Regions from separate parts of the Homo sapiens genome. Here region 1 is linked to region 2. A link is a loop called in an ENCODE intact Hi-C map of the cell type or tissue named here. Cell type or tissue: Caco-2. All regions are shown on one strand.

Region 1 (4,000 bases), 140 kb after region 2:
CAGTCTGTTCTGTCACTTAGTCCCTTTATGGAATGGTGCTTGGCTGACCATGTGCCCCCATAGTCCCACTGTGCAGAGTGTTTTCCGCAGAACGGCAACTGTTATTTGATATTAAATTGCAGTAAGCAAATGTTTAAGTAAAAAAGTGGAATGAGGTTTTACGTTTTAACCCAAATATACAAACATATGCCAAAAGCAGAGCACTTTTCTAACATAGTTTAAGATTGCTAGGAGATGAAGAGGCTACATGTCTGTAATTATTTTAGGGGGGTGCTTTATAAGAACTGTTTGCTTAAGGATGACTGTAATAATCATAATAACTACCACTTACTGAGCACAGCCATGCACCAGGAACTATGCCAGGACTTTGATCATTTCCGATTCTCATGAAAACCCTGTACTGATTCTTATTTTGTAGATGAGGAAAATGAGACTAAGAAATCAAACTCCTGAGTCTGCTCTTTCTGTTCCACTTTGCTGTCTCCACCTTAAAGGTTACTGTCAATTAGTCAAGGTTTTAAATGCAGTTTTTAAAAATGGGGAGCAAAATAGGTTATCTTCAGATTTCAAACGCACTGCAGGAAAGAATGACAGAGAAATCCCGAGTTTCCAGTATTTTGACACTGAAGAGACGAAATTCACACAAAAGGCCACGGGTTAGAAGGTGGTCTGGTGATCTGGGGTGAGGTCTGGTGTTACACGGATCCCCGGGAGGCTCTTTCCAACTCTATAATTCAATGAAATTCAAATACGGAAGTTCCTTATCATAGAACTGGGCTTATTATTTTAACTCTGCCTTTTCTTCTAAAAGGTCTTTGATTGAGGGATTGAGGGAATAGAGTATAAAGCCCTTTTCTCCTTCATTCAATACTGTGTACTTATGGGAGAAGGCTGTGTTTACTTATACTCCTCTGCCGACTTGACTCAACCTTTGCATGCAAAGTTTGTACATATAATAGGATTTAGAAAGTGTTTAAGACTATTTACTCAGATTTAAAGTGAGAATGATATTTGTATTCTACCTGTGAAGTAGTTGATATTCCTCTGGAGTCAAGCCACTTAGAATAATACATTTGTTGTCCCTACAATATGAAATTTAAACATAGGTCTTGAAAGTACATCTCTTGGTTCAGTGGGTGGATCTATGGAATCTCTATAAAAGACAATCTCCCATAAACCTGTCTCCTGTAAAAGTTCAGCCAAATGAAACTCATTGCAGAGAATTTACTAGTGGAATTACCCTTTCATAATGCAGACTGTCACTTTGCACTATGGCTATAAATGACTTCATTTAATTTAAAATAAAAGTGTGTCATTATATGTGTATCTGATTCACCTGAAAACAATGGAAGTCAACATCTTTGCCTAACTTTTTTATGTTTCCACCAAAATCAAGTCAGATTTCTAATATCTTTTAGTGAACCAAGATGTCTCTCTCTTGTGCCTTTAGTAATGTGAGTAAGCAGAAAAGAATGAGGGAGAGGGCTCATGTGACTGTATGGATGAATTTCCACCTCTGAGTAATGGAGTTCCCGGGCAAGAGTTTTCTGGAGGCAGTAGTCTTTTGCGCCACCCCAAAATTAAATGATCTCCAAACAGTAAAAATAAGTATTTCTTAGAATATCCTCTACTGTAGTGAAGTGGCATCATTGTCTGGGGTAGTACCTGAGGTTCATCGTCTCATGTCAAGAAAATTAAGGACACGGACACACACAAGGAATGAATTTAGGAGTGGAGGTTTACTAGGCAAAAGAAAGAGAAAGGAGAACAGCTCTCTTTGTTGTGAGAAAGAGGTGCACCCAAATGGGACTTGTGCCTCGTGGCAGAGTGCATCGGATTTTATAGACAGGCTTGAGGAGTCGGTTTCTGATTTACATAGGGCCCACAGATTGGTTGGACCAGGCGTGACTTTCTACATAGACTGCAAGGAAGCTGTTTGCTCCGCCCTAATTATATTATGCAAATGGGGTCTTTGCCTGGCGGTTTCCATGTTGTCTGCTCCCTACTGCACACATGGTTGGAAAGGAAAAGGGAAGATGGAGCTGCCATTTTGAACATGTCTACTCCCAGGCAGCCTTTTCCTATTGTCACAACTGTCAACATTCACACGTGCAAGCTTACAGCTCACTTGTGTATGTCTGCAGCTCGATTTTACAGGCTGCTCTTTGTTAGAAAAGAAAAAGACTTCGGGGCTGCTTTTTATTAAAAGGAAAGTCTTACGAAGGACTTCCTTACCCTCACTATCTGCCTAAATACTTTATTCTTAACTCCTATATCAGTAGCATATACTAGGAAAGGAATTTGGAGTCAGACATTGGTTAAAATGTTTCTTGGGCACACGTTGCGTGGATGACCCTGGATGAGTTACTTAATGTCTCTAAATCTCCATTTTCTCATCTGTAAAATGGGGACAACGATATCTACCTCTGAAGATTCTCACAAGTATTAAATGAAACATTATGTGTAAAGAGCTTCACAGCAGAGCCTCCATCTTAAAAGTTGCTGGCATACATTACTGGTTCTATTTCGTCCTCCTTCTACTTTTAAAGGGTGATTTGGGAGTTTAGGGTGATGTCATAGTTAATTTGAAACAAGTAAAGGAAGTTCAATTTATAAAAGGCCAAATCAATGTGAAATTTATGTTAAGAAATGTTTAGGTCGGAAGGGCATATCCAAAAGTTTCCTGAACCTATCTTATTAATACTATAATCAGAAAATGATTAAAAACAGCCAATCGAAATCTTTTTGTACCTTAAGGGACATACCCCTGCCAGTTTTTTCTAATGTAATTAGAGAAATTGGAGATATTCTATCCAGTGACTTTCCCCTAAAGATGGGCTTATAATGAAAGCCCTAGTTCCATTATTAGTTCTCATCAGTCTTATGAGAGACATGAAGTCCAATAGTTCTGAAATAAGTCAAACAAATTTTAAACTCTATTTTAAGTTTTGTAAGTAATGTGGTCTATACAGACTTGTGATGAAATTGGAGTGGTAAGCTTTTCCAAAACACCATATTGGTAGTCGATTCAATGTGTATTAGAAAGAAGTATTCAGCGTGGGAAATGAAAGACTTACTGTTCTTTTCAAGAATGATATATGTACTTTCTTAAAATTAATAAAAACTTATCAGTAAACAATTTCTATTCCATCAGAAAGTGAGAAAGCTTAAAGATAAATCAGTAAAATGATACTAGAAAAACAATTATGGCTCTCTGTGGTTCCCCGATGAGACTTACAATAATAGTGCTTTAGGATTTAGCATTAAAATTAGATATATTAGTGTTTTATTCATCTCTAAGACAGAATAGTTAGTAATACTTATTCTGCCTTCTACACAATATGGTGGTGATAAAATTAAATCATGAATAAGAAAATAAGACAACTTTTATCAACTATAGATTTATAAACAGTGACAGCAATCCTAAATGATAAGCCATTCTGGCCATAACTCTGTATTTTACTCCTTCTTTTGGAAGACTGAAAACTTTTTCTCTCTTCTGAATAGTATCAGAACCTACTTTTACTTATATTTAAAAGGCTTATATTCTCTTACAGAAAAATAATATTTACAATTTAATAATTTAGTAGGTTTTTATGCACAGCATGCCTAGACAAAGATAAGCATCATTTGAGATGGAATTAGCAGTCCACATGCCTATTTGATGATACCTGGAGGGCTTCTCTAATGTGAGAGTTTTGCTAAAGACAAAGGTTTTCCTGAGATGGGTTGAACCATTGCTTAAAGATTACCACTATATACCAGTTACATGATTTGCCTCTGTTCCACAAACTTAAAAGGTTATATATCCTGTCTAGTTTCTTCTCACCAAGAATCAGTTTAACCTTCACAGGGTTCTGGGTCAGCTGGATTTGTTTTCTTTAAGGTCTGTCTGCCCATGCAGACTTTAGACCCCATGGCTGGCTGGCTGGCTGGCTGGCTGGCTGGCTATCACTCCTGCAAGGCTGCCATTCCTGAGCTGTCTCAATCTTCTCATCTC
Region 2 (4,000 bases):
AAAACACAAGAAAACATGCTCAGTTGTTACTATAGCTTTAAAATACAGCCATACGTAGTTGCTACATTTTAAAGTTCAGTAAAGTTCAACTTCCCAAGTTGGAACTTGCAAATATTACATAACACACCAGAGTTGTCTGCCTAACTTCCTCTGTCTATTGTCTGGAACATAGTTCAGAAGTAGCCCCTGGAAGAGTGTGGCCAACATTTTGTCTGACTTCAGCATAAGGAGAGCAAAAGACCTTACCTGCTACACCTTACTCGTTTGAATCAATAACTCTGGTATTTACCAACATTTTAAACAACTTGACTATCTAGAGAAGATGAGGCAGAACCGAATGCTGTGTGTGAGAAATTATCTCTTGACAGTCCAGCGGTTATACAAGCATAATCATCTTGTATGATTTGGGTTATTTACCTTTACAAACTTCAAAAGCATGACTTCTTTGTATCATGGTCTGATAATATCTATTAAGATGACCCTACATTATCAGGAAAAAATATAACTAGATTCGTTTATACTCTAAGAAGGCAGGAAAATTGTGTAAAGGGTTTTGAAGGATGTTAATTAAAATAGTTAAAATGAGTCCAGCAGTTATGGGGTTAACTCCAATTACCTGGAACATTGGCTTATATGGGACATTAAATTCCTGAAGAATGCTGGAAAAATGAGAATTGCATGTACATTTTCCTACCACGAATCTGACTCCGTGGGAGCTACAATATTTAATCTTTATTTCGCAAGTGCTAGCGTGCTTTGGGTAGGCTTTATCTGCACCGACAAATGATTACTGCATCAGCCTTCTCATGGGACGCCAGGGACAGGGATGCTGAAAAGAAACTTTTACCAGGAGAGTCGAGTTTGAAACAGTGAGGATGTTAGAGAAGCCACAGGAAGAGACACACGTGGATACCAGAAAGGAGAGGGGCTAGAAAGAAGCAAACAGGGAGGATGTTCTTTGAGGAGCAGCTCTGAGCTCTGTGGCTTTTGTGACCATGGGGTCACAGCAGCTAAAGGTGTCTCCTCAGCGCCAGCCGAACATGGGAGCAGTGAGTAGATGGGACAGCAGCTCTGAATCAGTGTTTGAGTCTTTACCTGCACACAGGGAGGAAATGCCATCTCCTCACCACCAGGGGAGTCATCTGTGAACATAAGAGGCCGCTGAATGTTTGCACAAATGCGACGACATGCCTTATAGGACACGCTGAAGTTTGACTGTAGCCAAGGCATGGGCTCCTTGTGTGGTTGTTCTGCTCCCTCCATCCCTTCGTTTCTTCTGTCCACAAGTATTTACTGAGGTCACACTAAGAGGCAGACACTAGCAGGTGCTAGCGATATAGGCAGGAATGCACCCCAGCAAGGCACAAGACAGCCCACTATTGCTACCACAGAACTTTCGTTGTACTGTGAGGCAGAGGCCTGCCAATAGGAAAAGCCATGAGCAAGATAAGCATTAGCACAGGGGCAGAAAAGTCCATCCAGGGGCCATTCCTGACCCAAACTTGGGAGGCCAGGAGAGCTTCCTGGAGAAAGTGACATCTAAGGCAAGACCTGAAAAATAAACACAGTTTATAAAAAATGGGCAGTAGGATGGGAAGAGGGATGGGTTTTCCAGGAAAGGGGAATAACGTGTCAGGGGAGCAGTGGGAACGAGAAGGGGGAACTCAGGGGACTGAAGTGATCCCTGCAGCAAGAGCATGCAGTTTTCACAGTGAGAAGTCTGCAGAGGCCTGGCCATGGGGGCCTTGGCAGACAGGAGGCCAGACTTTATTCCAAGATCAACTGGAAGCCGTTGAAAGGTTTTACTCAGGGGAGTGACGTGATCAGATTTGCATTTGAGAACATTTGTTCTCAGATGGGAAGGGCAAGACTGGCTAGTGCTGTAGTCACCTAAACGATAAATGTGGCCGACAATTAAAAAATGGAGTCAAGATGGAGACATATACACATATATACATTTATATAAGTAAATAGTTGAGATATATTTGCAGACAAGATCAATAGATTTGGTGAACGAGTGATTGGATGTGTGAGGAATCTAGATTACTCCCAGCTTTCTGACTTGGGCTACGGGGCACTAATATAATAAATGAAAAAGAAGATCCAGGGGAGGAACTTGTGTTATGGAGGGGTGGGGTGATGAACAGCTGTGTTTTGGACTGGTGGAGTTGTGCTGGGTATGGAATCTGCAAATGGAAATGCTATTGGATCTGAAACTCAGACTTCGGAGTAGTCAGCTCACAGAGAGGCCCCAAAGCTGTGGGAATGATGTGATCCCCAGGTGATGGTGTAGACTGAGAAGAGAAGAGATCCCAGGTGAGGACCTTGAGTGGGGAGATACACAGACTTAGGGGAGCCTGCAGGAGACAGGGAAGGAACCACTAGAGGGAGCAGCTGAGCCAGGGGTGTGTGTAAACCCGGGGAGACGACATTTCAAGATGGAGGGAGGCCGCCCAAGAGGAGGACTACAAGATGTCTGTTGGTTGTGTCCACAGAAAGTCATTATAACGGGCAAGAGAAACTTCTAGAAACGGAAGCCAGAAGCCAGTCATAGAGTTGGGGAATGAGTCGGAGAGGAGATGGGCAGGCACTGTGAGGTGAGGCTTCTTTGTCAGGAAGTTTGGTTGGAGGATGGATGATTTGGCACACATGCTGGAAGGGTGTGTGGGGTGCAGGAACGGTGGAGGTTAGGAGAACCTTGAGCATGGGTGAAGATGCGCTTAGAAAAGAGAAGTCAAGGTTAAGCTGTGGGAGAGAGTGAGGATGTCTGGGCGACAGAGCCATGAGAATGGGATGAGGTCTGGAATAATGACAGAGAGATGACCTTAGCCAAGCTCAGGTCCCTCTTCCACTGTGATGGGGTTGGGAAAAGGGGGGATGTGCAAAACAATGGGTGTGAAAGTGTTGTTTTGTAGCACAATATTTTAATTATGTCCTTTTAAAAAATTTCCCCACAGACACTACCCGAAGCAGTCCTTCACCACGGTGGCAGATACACCTGAAAATCTTCGCCTGAAGCAGCAAAGTGAATTGCAGAGTCAGGTAACTTCTAGAAGATTTGTTTTGTTCCCTTGGCCCTAAAGATTTTTCACAAGGCTGCTCTTCTGAGATTCTTGTCTTCGTACTGTTCCTGCTGGGTCACCAGCCGGTGTGGAGGCTGAAAGCAGGCCTGTGTGGGAATTCCGGGTGAAAGTGTTGAACATCTGTACTGTTCCCGGTCTTGAATTGTCCTGATATTCTCAGTTTTGTTATTCACGTTGGACTAGGGCAAGTAAATGAGTTCCGGTCAGAGTCAATGTTTCCCAACAATCTTGACTTATTTGGTCCTAAATATTTAAACACATTTTACAAATAGCTTTTCCACACCGCATATGTGGGGAAAAACAAGGTGTTAACTTGACCCAGTTGCAGTGTGTGTGCGGCTAACACCCCGTCTGTGTATCTCACACCAGCCAAGGGCTTTGTTTTCCTCCTGTCACTTTGTTCATATTTCTTTCATATGTCACATTGACAGCATGAACAAAGATGAGAACACCACAATTGGCTCCCGGTCAACCATGTTAGATGGCAACTTGCCTTCAATATGGTGAAACACATCAGTTAAGACTAGGGTTGTGAGTGGCAGCGTTTTCTGCAGGGACACTTGATCTTTTAGTAAATATGGGGTGCTCTCTTTCAAAGAAGCTGTCTTTCCTGGCACCCCATAGTAAGACACGGAGCAACTACATTGCAATCCATTGGTCAGTGGTGAAGTAAGGACGGAAGAGGGGAGAAGGAAGGTGGAGGCAGGGGAGGCTAGGTGGTTGTAGGCCTCCTTCATCTGTTCATTGGCTGTGGCCTTAGGCCAGTTTCTCTGATGTTTGCACTAACGTGCAGTGAGACAGTCCATCTTGTCTACCTGTCTTGAGGGTGTCTGTAAGTATTAAATGAGGTAGTTAGGTGTGAAAGCATTTCAAAAAGTGAGAAGATATTCTATGACTGTGGAGGCTTGTTATGATGG

Evidence for each region. A loop is a pair of places that touch in the nucleus more often than their neighbours do. Peaks named below come from ENCODE experiments on the same cell type or tissue, not always from the same donor. Only the 100,000 strongest peaks of a DNase experiment are listed, where the experiment ranks them.
Region 1: it touches region 2 in a loop (2.9-fold over the local background); 7 of 110 quality-filtered maps call a loop at or near these places.

Annotation. Positions count from the first base shown.
Region 1 is chr10:20,875,669-20,879,668 of GRCh38, reverse strand. The region is part of intron 5 of NEBL (nebulette); the gene reads left to right. LOC102725112 (a long non-coding RNA gene) reads right to left here. Exons shown (of 6, transcript XR_007062082.1): 5 at 1-98. Among named protein-coding and RNA genes, the nearest start is that of NEBL, 20 kb to the left of the region's middle. In Caco-2, no CTCF peak of the experiment used is centred here; no DNase peak of the experiment used is centred here.
Region 2 is chr10:21,019,159-21,023,158 of GRCh38, reverse strand. It overlaps a transcript of NEBL not described here. Among named protein-coding and RNA genes, the nearest start is that of NEBL, 120 kb to the right of the region's middle. RefSeq lists an enhancer at 2,368-2,527. In Caco-2, CTCF peaks have their summits at 1,155 and 2,367 (motif pointing right); DNase peaks (open chromatin) are centred at 1,138 and 2,388.